Linked DNA regions of Homo sapiens: regions 2 and 3 are each linked to region 1. Evidence: read pairs that join two places in POLR2A ChIA-PET (ENCODE). Cell type or tissue: GM12878. All regions are shown on one strand. Region 1 has its middle 190 kb from the start of LINC01117. Region 2 has its middle 210 kb from the start of MIR4444-1. Region 3 has its middle 140 kb from the start of LINC01117.

Evidence for each region. ChIA-PET counts read pairs that join two places held together with the same protein. Peaks named below come from ENCODE experiments on the same cell type or tissue, not always from the same donor. Only the 100,000 strongest peaks of a DNase experiment are listed, where the experiment ranks them.
Region 2: POLR2A ChIA-PET joins it to region 1 with 5 read pairs; 1 of 35 experiments calls an interaction of 5 or more read pairs at or near these places.
Region 3: POLR2A ChIA-PET joins it to region 1 with 7 read pairs; 3 of 35 experiments call an interaction of 5 or more read pairs at or near these places.

Annotation. Positions count from the first base shown.
Region 1 is chr2:176,825,268-176,830,267 of GRCh38, reverse strand. No RefSeq gene overlaps it. Among named protein-coding and RNA genes, the nearest start is that of LINC01117, 190 kb to the right of the region's middle. In GM12878, no CTCF peak of the experiment used is centred here; a DNase peak (open chromatin) is centred at 2,767.
Region 2 is chr2:176,995,473-177,000,472 of GRCh38, reverse strand. No RefSeq gene overlaps it. Among named protein-coding and RNA genes, the nearest start is that of MIR4444-1, 210 kb to the left of the region's middle. In GM12878, no CTCF peak of the experiment used is centred here; DNase peaks (open chromatin) are centred at 882, 2,852 and 2,992; H3K4me3 peaks cover 555 bases; H3K27ac peaks cover 3,392 bases.
Region 3 is chr2:176,772,917-176,777,916 of GRCh38, reverse strand. No RefSeq gene overlaps it. Among named protein-coding and RNA genes, the nearest start is that of LINC01117, 140 kb to the right of the region's middle. In GM12878, no CTCF peak of the experiment used is centred here; no DNase peak of the experiment used is centred here.

The DNA.
Region 1 (5,000 bases):
AGCTGAGATCACAGGTGCACATCAACATGCCCGGCTAAATTGTGTATTTTTCGTAGAGACAGGGTTTCTCCATGTTGGCCAAGCTGGTTTCAAACTCCTGGCCTCAAGTGATCCGCCTGCCTCAGCCTCCCAAAGTGCTGGGATTACAGGCATGAGCCACAGCGCCCTGCCAGTTTCTTGATCTTTAAATGGGGATCATCTAATAACACTTTCTCTTTAATAGGGTTATGGGAATAGAATAAAGGAATTCTTGTAAATAAAGCATCTAGAAATCTTCATGGCACACCATAGGGGATCAATACAAGTTGTTGTTGTTATTATTTGAAATTTGACTGCCAGCAACTCCTCTCCAGCCATCCTGGACACTGGCCACATGGAAGTCCTTGCTGTTTCCAGACCCCCTGTGCCTTTCTGGATTTGGGTCTCTGCTCACATTGTCTTTACTCTTGGGATGCCTGCCACTCCTCTCCAGGTGTCTGAATCTTAACAGTCTTAAAGGGCCAAACCTCAAAAGCCAATTTCTTCTAGAAGACTTCCCTGGAAGTCAATTACTCCTTTGACTTCCCACAAATTCACTTCTTTTAAGGCAGGGGCTCTCCAACTTTAGCATTCATCAGATTCACCTGGAGGGCTTGTTAAACCAATGACTCCTTAGCGGATCCTGGAGATCCTAATTCAGTAAGTCCAGGGCAGGACCCCAAAATTTGCATTACTAATGAGTTCCCAGGTGATACTGATCTGCTGGTCCATACTTAAGGAGCTCCGTTTTAGGGCTACTCACTGAACACCTTCCAACTTCTATGGCTGCTTGAATACAAATCTCTTCTCTGAGAAGACTGTAAGTTCTTCCCTAGAAGGGCCAAAATCTACTTTCCCTTATGTCTGGTGGAAGGAGGTGGGCCTTGGGCTGGGCCTTGAAGGCTGGGTGGGATTTGAATCCACTAACAGCAGGCAAGAGCCTGCACATGAGGAGCCCAGGAATGGGAACAGGAACAGAGAGCTGCACGGTTGTGCGAGGGTGACTGGTTAGGATATTAAGGTGCAATGGGAAATGGGGCTAGACAGCTGTGTGCCACATATCCAATATGATATGGGGGTTTTGAGAAGGGGGGTGTGGAACCTTGAAAAGCAGGCAGAGGAGTGCACATTTGATCCCCTAACCTGCAAAGCACAAGGGCTGAACTGCAAGGTCTCATCATGATCGTTCCTTCCATAAGCTGCTGTGGAGTTTGGGCTCTCTTTGCATTTTCAGCAAGGCACACTTCCTAATGTGCAGGACATGTTTCTGTTCTACCTCCAAAAGTCTGTCATTCTTTGAATTACTCTTGCCTATGAAAACGTGGACAGAGGTGAGGCTCAGGCCCCACCAACTGCTCCTGTGCGCCCGAGCCAAACCAGAGCCTTGAGGTAGTTGTGATTGGTGCTTCCTCCCCACAAATTTTGGGCTCTTCCTTCCCTGAAAATCACTTTTCCTGGTTTGGAAGTTGCTTGACCAAGAAGCTAGAAATATCATTGCTTCTAGAAAATGGATTCTCCCCCCATTTTCAGAACATGCTTGGTTTAAGGGGATAATCACAAGATGGAAAGAAGGAAGTGGCCACCTGGAAGCAATAGATCTGGGTTCAATATGAAGCCGGTGGTTTTATTCTGTGGGTTTTCGGCTATGCCTGCCTCCCAGGTGCAGATGAGGTTAAATAATTAATGTATGTGAATGCACTTTGTAAGCTCTAAAGTGCTGCAGGAATATAATTAATTATGTTTATAATTACAGGTAATATAATTATAATTATAATTACTTTGTGGGTGGAAGCAGAATATATATATCTCATGCCTGTTCTATAGTAGGATACCCTTGGTGGATATCCTTGGTTAGATCATCAGTTTGTGTATTTGAGCTTGACTCACTTTCTCTGACTTTATTTTCAACATTGAGACATATAAGACTTTGGCCCAAGGACTTCTGTTTTGTTTTTTTGTTTTTTGTTTTTTTTTTTGTTTTGTTTTGTTTTGGAAAATAGGATAAAAGTGCATAGAGCAAGGCTGGGAAATTCAACACTCCAATAGTAATATTATCTGCCACTTATCTATCATGTAGGTAAAGTTAAGGCAATTTATTAAACTTGCCTATATACAGCAATAATACTTGCAGAGATCCTATAAACACAAAAATATGATATACACATACAGTTTCTATAAGTGATTTATATCTACATGTTACTCAGAGTTCTTTCTAGAAATTCACTAGACCCTACTACATTCTAAAATGATCATGTAATTGCTAAATCAGAAATTTGTTCTATATTTCAGGCAATGCTCATTAATACTAAGCTAAAAATTTAATATGTTATACCATTTTGCTTGTTTAGCAAAACTAATAAGCTTAATAGAAGTGCTGGGTAGTTGTTTATTTCCTTCAACATACTTAGTCTTAAAAAGTGATTGTATTTGGGCCCATGTTCTGGAGCAAGAGTTGAGGTGTATTTGTATCTGAGGGAAACATTTCTGCCTGGAGTCTCCCTCCTTGAGACTGCCAGATTCTGCCCGAGAAGCTAAACGTTGCATTTCTTCAGAGTCTCTGACCTTCTGCCATTGTTCTTATGCACTGTTAATTGTTGTTAATTTCTAACACATCATTAATTATTTGCCATTAAAGATGTGGGAGACGGAAATGCCCTTCACTCATGGGTGGTCACAGGAATTAACCATTAATAATTACAAAATGTGTTACTTTAAATGTGAAAAGTGAATTTGAGCCATTTGCATGAAAGTTGCTGTGTTTCTGTGGCTGAGCTGTGACACACTGGCAGCGTGGGTGGGGATACCATGAGTGATCCCGTCATGGCTGGGGAAGAAGCCATCTCCTCTTGCTTCCTTAATGACTGTCACATTTGGCCTCTGGAGCATGATGTACTTTTCAGAGAAATTTTCTCTTTACAATTTTCTCCTCCTTTGCACAAGAAGCCTGAAGTGGAACAGTTTTCTCTGATGTCACAGCCCCAAATCAGTCACACAATTAGTACTTACCGTGGAGTTCCTGACTCCCACTCCCATTCGGCCCATCAGACCATGCCGAGAGATAAGCGCTGGCAGGTGGAGATGTCCACTCCCACCTCAGGCTTGCAAAGTGATGAAGCCAAAGCCGTTTCGCTGACATTGGGATCTCAGTCTTGAAAAAATAAGTGCCTGGATTGCCATTTAGTATTGAGATTTTAATGTAGTGCCTATCTTTAAAACAAAGGCAGAAAATTCTTCCTACAAGTTTATCAGAGTGCTGAGAATTAAACATTATATTGGCAAAGAAGCATCAGATACGGTCTCTAGGTTTCACCAGTCAGAAGGAACTGTTAGAGTATAGACAAGAGATTTGGGGAAAGTGTATGAAATATTTTGTGAGTGTAGATTTCAACCGTGAAATCGAGACAGCTTAGATTCCATAGCTAAAAGTTAGATTCGTTACAAGGAGACTAGTTTGAACTTAAGGAGTCGATGGTCGTTCTTTCTAGCTGAACCCCTTGTTTTGCTAGTAAGAAAATGGAGATCCGGAGATGATCAAAAGACTTCTTAAGCTGTGAATGTGGGAAATAAGAGAACTGTGTCACTTAAGTGGCTTTTATGGTTTCATATTATGATTCTGTTCTTCATCTGAACTGTGACCTCAAGAACAAGGGCAACCTTTTTTTTCTTCCCCTTTCCCCTCCTCTTTTTGTTCTTCTGTGCTAGACTAATAGAGAGATCAGAGGGGATGATGTTCTGCTTCCTGGAATAGACTGAACTATACCAGGTAGCTTGGGGCATCTAATGACATCATGGATGAAAGGCCAGGTTGGAAGTCGAAACAACAGCCTGCTTTCAAGAAATCACTTAGCCTTCAGGTCCCCCATTCCTTCTCATCTGTAAAATGAGGCACTTAAAGTTTAACTCTTGAGGCTTTAACTCTCAAGACAGTTGGATTCTAAGATCTAAATTCTTCTGTACTGTCTTCTATTATTTTAACCATTTTTTTTTTGCTACACAATAGTCTACAGTCAACATATTTCACATTTTATTTATTCCCTCTTCTATTAATGGATATTTAGGTTGTTGGGAAGCTTTCTTCCACTAAAAGTAATGCTGGAATAAACATTTTTGTACAAAGCTTTTTATGTATATGTGTAAAAATTTTTCCAATGTTTCAATTTTACCAAATGATGCCAAATCAACCTCCAGAGCCAATTTACTAAACTTTGCTTCCTTTATCTCTATGCCCATAAACTACTATGGGGGGTTTGCCACCTTCCCACATCTAAAACTGGTGGACAGGACCCAGGTTCTTATTTTTGGGGACCTAAGCCCACCAACATCTCTGTTCCCATTGCTTCCTTCCAAATATCCCCTTCCATCAATCCTGGGAATCTTTTCTTTGGTAAGAGGTAGAAGGGTAAAGCCTACCTTAAATTCACGTTATTTTTTCCCAAATCTTTTGCCTCTACCTTAAGTCTTTATATCCCTGAGGGGCTCGGCTTTGGAAATATGCAAGTCAGGGAAAGAATTCTTCTCTTTAATACTGTCTTATTCCTTCCTTGAGTTAAATAGCAGAGACATGTCCAGCTTCTTGCATGGGGAAGGAGGAAGGTCAAAAGGGAAAAAAGAAATGAGAAAAAAAAATCAGGTAATATTTAAACATTTTTATTCTTCAACATAATGATTTTTTCAAATTGATTTTATTTAAAATAGTAAAACTGTATGAAATATGAGCTGCCTGGGCAGTCTAGCTCTTGAGGCCATTGTTACTATAACACTCATGATTTCTGCCTTGGATTATGGGTATTTCATTATTTGTGTGTTTTATATTTCCTATAGAAAGGCAATGATCTAGAATTTAGACTAGCTAGATAAACCCCCCAGGCAGGGAGAGGATAAGAATGAATTCTATAAACATTTTGAAAGGAAAGAGTTCGAATGAAGGGAAAGGTAGGGAAGAAAAGCTCATGATTTTGAGGAGTTAAGCCTGGGAAACAAAA
Region 2 (5,000 bases), 170 kb before region 1:
TGCCTTGCACATTATGGATAGAAGGGGAAGTCTGTAGTTTAGCATAAAAACAGCAAGAATGGAAATACAGAAGAGAAGAAAAGAATTTTACATGTGTATGTTGAGCCCCTGAGTTTCTCTAGAGACAAGAGTGATTCAGAGTCAAAAAAGGACACACATACTTCACCAAGATCTAAAATAATCCCTGGGACAGTTCTTGGAGGGTGAGGTACTCTGTAATGTTTAGCATTTAAATGTAAGGAAAGAACACCATTGTCTCCTTACGTATTGATAGCAACGCAGTGCCAGCCAGCATAATGCGTCTGTCTTCATGAATTCACCGTAGTGACTTGGGGAAATGTGGCTGCTAGGTACTCTAGGCTCTAGTATGCATCAAGGCAATTATGTCCTGAAAACTGTCATAAGACTACACAAATTGAAAGACAAAACATAATAAGAAAGATGAACTAACCTGAAGTAACTAAATATCTGTGAATAACAGAAGCCTCAGGATGGTTGTCCTGAGTTTCTGCTGCAAAGTACTTGTCTGCAATATTTTAAAGACTTAATAGAATTTTATTTTAAAGCCATGACATTAGCACAGTTAAGCCAATCAATGTTTTTAAATAGCCTTTTAAAGGTGCCTTTTTAATTGTGCTCTGTGGGAGGGAAAGGCACATGAAGACTGAAAAACATCTAAAAATGGCTTAGTCAGATCTTTCAAAAATATTTGCAAAAGCACATTTTTGCCTTGGTTCGATTGCTGTAGAAGTGGGGTTAACGTATAAGATCTAAAGGGCTTATTCCCTGTGAAAAAACAAAGATTTAACCCTTGTGTAGGTTCATTCAGTTCAGCATCATAGCAAAATATTTGACATCTGCACTGGTTTCCTTTTGGGGCTCCAAGGAGTTGTGGTTTCTGTTAGAGATGGAATGACTATGCAGAAACTTCCCTTCCCTCCTTGGGGCCCAGGAGACACAGAGAACACTCATGTTGTTCCTTCTAGCAGTCCTTTAACAGTCTGAATGTTTGCCAGTGACCACTTTGGATTTATAGTTAGAATGTGTCCAAACATCTGGATAAATAGCAAAAAGTGCTATTAACTTTTTAACTTGCTTGCTGGCACAATGCCCATGTTATTTGCACAATTAGAGCGCATCTCCCTTTCTTCATAACTTACTTTTGTATGATGCTTTATTGTTTAAAAAATGCTTTCATATATATTTTCCTGTTGGGAGCCCCACAATAGTCATGTATGACAAGAAAGTTATTATTAGTTTCTGTTTTATAGATGTAGAAACTGAAGCTTGGAAATATGGAGAGGTTTACCTAAGGTCGGTTCAACCAATTCAACCAATATTTCATGAGTACTGTAGAATGCTTTATATATCCAAGGGGGCTTTCAAAAATCATTATTTTATAGTCCCTGCTAACAAAGTGGTGAGACACATATTTACCAAATCTTCTCACTTCCTTTCCAGTACTATGTCCATGAAATTATGGGTCTTTCGCATGACCTGTGGAATTATATGAAGAATTTACTTCTTTAAAAATTTTCAACCCAAGTATTTGTTGGTTTGGAGTTGCAGCATAAAGAGAGCAGAATGTACAGATAATTAGAGGGGGAATGAATTAACCAACAGAGAAGAGTATTTGGTCTTGCTTTTTGCTTTAATTATTTTTGATTATTTTCTTAAAGAGGAGTCATTTGGGGAGTTTTTTTTGTTTTGTTTTTTGTTTTTTGTTTTTTACCAAGCATTTCATTGCAGTGTTTAATCACAGTACTGTGTACTGCTGTATTGATCTGATATGCTCAGTTCTGGCCAGGGGCCATCAGTGTACACATGCAATGGAACAAACTGACCAAGGTAGAAAGACAGATTGGAGATGAGGGCAAGTGCCTGGAAACTGGGCTGCCATGGGCATCTGTGGCCAGGCTGGGATCACACTAGCAGATTTCAATGCCTTTTTACATGGCCTTATACTAGGCTGGTCCTATTAGCACATGACATGCTTAATGGTTTGTTGTTTTTCTTAATTTCCTGGAGAGAAGATCCTTTTGAAAACTCCAAATTTTTCTAAGTTTAGCTAAGAGGTTCCTCTTAGCTAATGTTCCCCCCCACCCCCCCCCCTTACTTCTCAGTTAGTTTTGATTAAGGGTCCTTAAGGAGAAGTTCAGAGGAACCAGAAAATGGGAGTGGCTGTCAGGCATGACATGTCAGGCTTGGTATAGTATTGAAACCAAGGAAAGAGTCTGTGCTAGGGCAGAAGAGTGGGGTGCAGTCTCCCAGAGCTGAAATAGCACCTTAACTCTGCTGCGTGATCCTTAGACATTTAATCTTTCTGGGACTCCGTTTCCTTAAAGTAAAATTGAGGTAATGTGCATATTTTAATTGGCTATTAATGAAATAACATTATGTGAAGGGTTAAGCAGAGTCCATGACATACAGCAGGTACTCAATAATAAGAGCAGCTACTACTACTATTACTGTCACTGTCACTACCACTAGTGTAATTGGGGTCAAGAGAGCAAGAAACCAGATTAGCTCTGCTCCTCTCCCTTTTCCACCCTCTTGCATCCTGTTATTATGAGTAGAAAGGGAAAGCCCTTGAGGCAAAAAATCACAGTTAGAACCCATGCCTCAAGTATTTTAGCTGAAGATGTAGGAACTGATTCCCAGGAACTACAAGGACTTTACTAATGGTATTTTCAGATTGTTCTACTCTGCAGTCTACATTGGGCACTAGAATTTTAGACTCCAGATACGTTCTCAGTTGTAATTCAACTGTTCAGTTGCTGTGGTGAAATACCTTAGTTTTCTGAACTTCCTTTTGTCTTGTGCTAAATGAAAATGAAATATGTCTAAATCAAATCAAATTGGTAGAAACGTTTGAATGGTACAGGCCAAAGCATCCATGCATGATTCTCATGTGTTACCTCTGTTCCCTTGTCCCCACTGTCAACACAGGTTGCATATTCCTTTTCATTTGTTCTTTTTGTAATAAATGTTTTGGTATACTAAAGACACAACAGGGAAGTTCATGCTTTTATTTATTCATTTATTTAAAGAACTTTTCTGGGCACCTAGTACATCAGGCATTGACCTATTTAGGGAAGTGCTTGGGTTCTCCCAGGCATTGTAATGGGTAGCAAATGAATCACGGGTTCATATATGATCTGGCAGCATATGAACTTAGTCAGTGGAAACAGTGAGTCAGGAAGCCAAAAGGCAAAGTCCATCTCTGCACAAGGAGAGAGACTGAGCTGGGAATGATGCATTGTGGTCTGGGAACCTCATTATTAGCAAGTTGGAGACATACTGGAGAGTGTTCAGAGAAAAGTAACAGGGATGATAAACGGGCGGAAAGACTGATTTATGAAGACTTACACAACAAAATATGTATTCTTGGATCAACAAAGACTTCAGAAGAAATGTGATCACTATCAACTACTCTCTGAAGGTTGTGAATACCCCAGAGAAATACACGATGTTTAGCTTGATATTTGAAATGGTGACAAGGAATTACAGGATGGCAAATTTAACCTGTGGATCAGAGAAATATGAGGCTCACAAATTTATCTTATGCCTTATTGACAGAAAGTGGCATCAAAGGGCAGCATCCTTAATCTATTTTACCTTCAATCTATATTTCTGCAATTGTCATTATATTTAATCATTTGTTTTCTGTTTGTGCTCAGGGATTTTATGTATGTTTCCTATTTACATATACCTTCCTTGAAGATGTCAAAAATAAAATATTTGATTTTTTTTACTTTCTACTTCAAAGGCTCAAAGATAAAAGCAGTTAAAAACAGTTTTTTTTAAAACTGAGGTTTGCGTACTTAACCTTCGTTGAAGGTCATTGCCATAATGAAGGATTTTATTTCTATGGAAAGCCAAATGGGTGGAGTGACTATAAAACTGTTCTTTAGAGCCTTATCTAATCACAATTTATACACACACACACACACACACACACACTCACACATGCTATAGTAGAAAACTTTCAAGGGTATAAAATCAATTTAGGGGCAGAATCCAATCCCTTGCAATTTTATGTATTCTGGATTCCTACAAAAGGGGCCATTTTAGCTATGGGGTGGAAGCGTACAACTTCAAGGAACTAACCTGATTGGGGCCGGGCCTAGGATTCAGGCTACAGAAGCCCTCAGAAGATCTGGGTCCTGTGGACTGGTAAGGCTGCCATCAAATCTCTTGAAATATCTGTGGACTCCACAGTCCACATGGGTATCCAAGTGGTTTCTGGGCAGTGACTCCATGTCTGGATTGGAGCTGGGTTGGGTTACAGGGTGAAGGCACAACCCAGGCTAAGACTAAGAGCTCGGTTCATTTCCCAGCCACAGTGATTTGCTGCGGGGGGTCAAGGCAGGGGCCAGGAGGGCGGATTGTGATTGAAACTGGGATTTGCAGAATATTTTCTGGGAAAGCTGGGACTCAGACCTTCTCTTCTGCTTGTCAGTGCAGCACACAGATAGGAAGGCTGGGAATGCTGGGGTAAATCGTGCTGTCATGATGGGAGCCAGCCTGGGAATGAGGCCCGAGCATGGGCCAAGGCAGAGCCAGAGGAAAACCACAAGGAAATGGAGGCAGAGCCCCAATGACAAATGAGTATCCAGATCAAGCTCACGCAGATGAAGTTCTGCCTGTCTCCGCTGCTTTCAGTTATTGGAACTAATAAGTGTCCTTTTTGTATTTAGCAATTTGACCTGGGCTTTAGTCCCTTATAAAAAAGAATCTTAATGAACTTTTGAGTAAGTACCAAGTTGTGTGGCATAGATCACAATTTCTCTCTAAGTGTGGAGGAGAGAAGGTCCCTGTAAGCTAGGAGAGCAGTTATAATGAAAGCTGTGGCATGGGGGTGGGAGAAGGGAGAGGGCAGGAGGTGACTGAGAGTCTAGTGTCCGCCAGGTTCCAGGCACTGGGATGGGCCTCACAGTCTATCTTTATGGCAAACCTGCCTTTTGTGTCTCATTATCCTGTTTTGTAAATGAAGAAAC
Region 3 (5,000 bases), 52 kb after region 1:
GAGTACCTCTCCAATTATCATGCTGTACACCTTGAATATATACAATTTTTGTGTCAGTTATACCTCAATAAAGCTGGAGGGAAACCCTCATTTCCACAGTGAAAATAAGTACCTAGCACACAACTAATATTCTAGTCTATAATTCTATAAATGTTAGCAATTATTATTATCAACTAATAAAATTCCCAATTACCCTTATACCATATGACCCTTTGGGGGAGAGGACTAATAGTCCATGAATAGTATGGAATCTGCATGTACAGAGTTTTAGAAACTTTTGTTTTCACTGCTGCATTTTAAAATAGATTACTTATCAGAAAAGAAAAGCTATTTTCAATATTACTTTAAAATGGGAAGACCTGCCTGCAACACCAGTCCTTCATTCCTGCAAGGCAACAATGAGCTAGAGCTGAAAGGCCGTTTTAAAAAATAGGGTGTGTCTCACCAGTTTGCAAAATCCCCCAGCGTCCTCCATGCAGCTACTTCGCTCATTTATGCATCTGCATTTCCCTCTCCTGTCTTATACTCTACCAAGTATTTTTATATAGGCTCATCTCTCTTGTTTTACACAAACAATGAGACAAGAGGTTAGGCAATACTATCTAAATTTTACAGTTGAGAAAATTAATAAAAGGTTAAAGGAATTTTATAATAAAATGGTGCACAGTGAGTCACTTGGGACAGGGACTAAAATCCAGACCACCCTCATCTCCAATATTGTGCTGCTTCCCAAACCATGTGAACAAACTCCTTCCTCAAATTTCATTAGAAATGATTTGTCCTCTGTCAATTGCATCCAGTGTTCTTTGCTGTGATTTTAAGCAGCAGGACAACATGATGCGCCAGTTTTAAATAGTAAGTTAAAATGTGACCTAAGGTGTTTGAGGCAGCGTCCTCTCCACTCTACTAATAATCAGGGCAGTTTCTAATTATTTGCATGGAAGTTGGCTCCCAAGATAATTCAGTGTCCGTGTGGCTCCATTTCACCTCTACTTATTTCCATTACCTTGCATATTAGCTATGTCAAGTTGATGGGCCTGCTGTTCCCCAGGGTGGCTATTATAAATACTGGTGCTACAGTGAAATGCTTCCAGTCTTCTGGAACCTCATTTGAACTAAGGAAGTTCTCCATAATGATCATTAATGATATATTGCTTGCATAAAGATGTTGGATATTAATCTTTTGTTTACTTTCTTTATGCCATCAGACTTTTAAAATGTTCTTTGTAATATGAGTTAACTGTTGACCAGGAGTAGCTTCTCCATTGGGGACTGAATGACTTTTTATAGCTGACAATTTACTATGGCAGGTAAAGGAGCTATCTTAGACCCCTGCCTGAAAAATCCACTTCTCTTGGCAGATATGGCTGCCTAGAGCTCTTGTAGCTAAAATAGCATTAATGCCTATGTACAAAACTTCATCTGAGTCTCTTTTCAAGTCTGCAAAGACTGTCAGCTGCCTAAGTGTCATAAATTTGGGACTGGAGCTTGTTTCGTGCCAGGAATTTCCTGCAAGGTGACTGGGATGAGTCTAGTCACCAACCCTTGAAGGAGGGGCATTGTGGGTGCTGGATGAATTATGTTCCTTTCTCACAGGACCTAGATTTGGTCCATGCTGATGAGTCTGAGAGTTCATCTGGTCTGGATCCTTCCACAAATTCCCTTCTGTTGAGACTCAGATTTCAAGTGCTGGATTAAATCTAAGAGAATCCTCTAAGGCTTAAGATAAGCTTTTCTTCCAATTTTGAATTGGATTGGGAGAAATGCCTGCAGTTTGGTTTAGTTTGCCCTTATATCATGGGACTGGACTAGAAATAGATGAGCATCTGTGCAGGAAATAACGATGATACTCTCTGTGGCACAGCGTCACTGAGCTTGAGCTCAAGAACATGATAGACCTGGATTTGAATCCCTGCTTGCCACCTACTAGCTATGAAACTTTAGGAAGGTTTCTTAAACTCTCTTTAAGAGTTAGTTTTCTGCCCAGGCATGGTGGCTCAGGCTTGTAATCCCAGCACTTTGGGAGGTCAAGGCCGGCAGATCGCTTGAGGTCAGGAGTTCCAGACCAGCCTGGCCAACATGGTGAAACCCCATTTCCATCAAAAATACAAAAATTAGCTGGATGCCTGTAATCCTAGCTACTCAGGAGGCTGAGGCAGGAGAATTACTTGAACCCAGGAGGCAGAGGTTGGCAGTTAGCCAAGATTGTGTCACTGCACTCCAGCCTGGGAGACAAAGTGAGACTCTGTCTCAAAAAAAAAAAAAGACATAGTTTTCTGTCTGTTTAATAGGAATGCTAACAGTAGTCACTTCATAGGATTTTTGTGAGGATTAAATGACAAGATATACACAAAACTTTAAGCCCACAGTGCAGTACAAAGCAAGAGCTCAGTACAAAGTACAAGGGTGTAATATTTATTTATTTTGTTATTATTATTATTATTTGAACCCACATAGGTCTCAGCTGTATGGAGTCCCTTTCTAATTTTACTCATCCTGAAAAAGAGAGGGTGTTTGTAGGCTGTCGCCATGTGTCTATTCCTGCACTACCTGACTTTGTGATCAGCAGTTAGAATGTAATAGAGGTAAAGAAGATCTTGCTGGATTTAGTTATGAGCAGGATGAGGAAATGGCCCTATGCCAAAACTGTAAATTTACCAGAAATCTGTTACAGTAAGGAATGCACATTAAAATATATTAGAAGCAGACATGCTGATGATATGTAAGCTCATATCTGAGGAAGATGTGGAGCAGCTCGTGGGTAAACATAGACACCAAAGCCACCAAGGTGGGGATGACATGGTCTGGGGACACAAGGAGGTTTGTTAGGACCATGGTTGTCAATGTAATTGCCACTGTCCTTGAAATTCTTATCCTCTCTCAAAGTACTTTTTATTGTATTGTATTTTTTTGAGACAGGGCATTGTTCTATCATGCAGGCTGGAGTACAGTGATGCAATCACAGCTCACCATAGTCTCAGCCTTCCAGGCTTAAGCAATTCTCCCACCTTAGCCTCTCAAGTAGTTAAGACTACAAGCACACAGCATGACATCTGACTAATTTTTCTGTTATTCTTTGGAGTTTTTTTTTTTTTTTTTTTTTTTTGTAGAGACAGGGTCTCATGATGTTGCCCAGGCTAATTTCAAACTCCTGGCCTCAAGTGATCCACCTCAGTTTCCCTAAAAATGTGCTGGGATTATAGGTGTGAGCCACCACTCTGGCCATAGATACCTACGGCAATGTTTGCTGCCATCATCCTATTCTTGTTCTAATTCATCTCTCCACACTGCTGCCAGAGTGGGCTTTATAGAACACAACCCTAATCATGCCATTTCTCTGCTTAGTGGTCTTAGCTGGTCCCCATGGCTTACCCAATTAAGTTTAGTGGTCAGAATCAAAAGGATAATCCCCTAGACCTATGCACCATTGTCAATCCCTTCATCCCTGAATCCAGAGGAAGCTGGTGGTCCCACACTAGAGGACAGTGCTAGGAAGAAGCTGGAAAACTCAAGGAATGCTTTTCACCACATCCTCTAAGCATTCCCCCAGGGGTCCAACTGAAAAAAGCTTAAGGGAAAGACACACACGAGTTTTCCCTCTTGCCTGGAGACTAAATATCTTCACAACAAGGAAATGTTTGTGGCTTTATATACCTGAAAAGCTGTTCAATCCCTGTATTAGTCCATTTTCACACTGCTGATAAAGACATACCCAAGACTGGGCAACTTACAAAGGAAAGAGGTTTAACAGACTTACAGTTCCATGTGGCTAGGGAGGCCTCACAATCATGGCAGAAGGCGAAAGGCACTTCTTCCATGGTGGCAGCAAGAGAGAGAGCTTGTGCAGAGAAACTCCCATTTTTAAAAACATCACGTCTCGTGAAACTTATTCACTATCATGAGAGTGGCACATGAAAGACCTGCCCTCATGATTCAATTATCTCCCACTGGGTACCTCCCACAACACGTGGGAATTATGGGAACTACAAGATGAGATTTTGGTGGGAACACAGAGCCAAACCTTATCATTCCATACTTGGCCCCTCCCAAATCTCATGTCCTCACATTTCAAAACAAATCAGACCTTCCCAAAAGTCCCCCAAAATCTTACTCATTTCAGCATTAACTCAAAAGTCCATAGTACAAAGTCTCATCTGAGACAAGGCAAATCCCTTCTGCCTATGAGCCTGCAAAATCAAAAGCAAGTTAGTTACCTCCTAGATACAATGGAGGTACAGGCATTGGTTAAATACAGCTGTTCAAAATCGGAGAAATTGGCCAAAACAAAGGGGCTACAGGCACCATGCAAGCCTGAAATTCAGCAAGGAAGTAAAATCTTAAAGCTCCAAAATGATCTCCTTTGACTCCATGTCTCACATCCAGGTGACACTGTTACAAGAGGTGGGCTCACACAGCAGTGGGCAGCTCTGCCCCTGTGGCTTTGCAGGGTACAGCCCCAACTCCCGGCTGCTTTCATGGGCTGGCACTGAGTGTCTGCAGCTTTTCCAGGCACACAGTGCAAGCTGTCAGTGGATCTACTTTTCTGGTGTCTAGAGGACGTTGGCCCTCTTCTCACAGCTCCATTAGGTGGTGCCCCAGTAGGGACTCTGTGTGGGGGCTCTGACCCCACATTTCCCTTCTGTATTGCCCTAGCAGAGGTTCTCCATGAGGGCCCTGGCCCTGCAGCAAACTTCTGCCTGGACATCCAGGCGTTCCCACCCATCCTCTGAAATCTAGGCAAGATTCCCAAACCTCAATTCTTGACTTCTGTGTACCTGCGGGCTCAACACCATGTGGAAGCTGCCAAGGTTTGGGGCTTTCACCCTCTAAAGCAACAGCTGTACCTTGGCCCCTTTTAGACATGGCTGGAGCAGCTGGGATACAGGGCACCAAGTCCCTAGACTGCACACAGAAGAATGACCCTGGGCTCAGCCCATGAAACCATTTTTTCCTCCTAAATCTCTGGGCCTGTGATGGGAGGAGCTGTGGCAAAGGTCTCT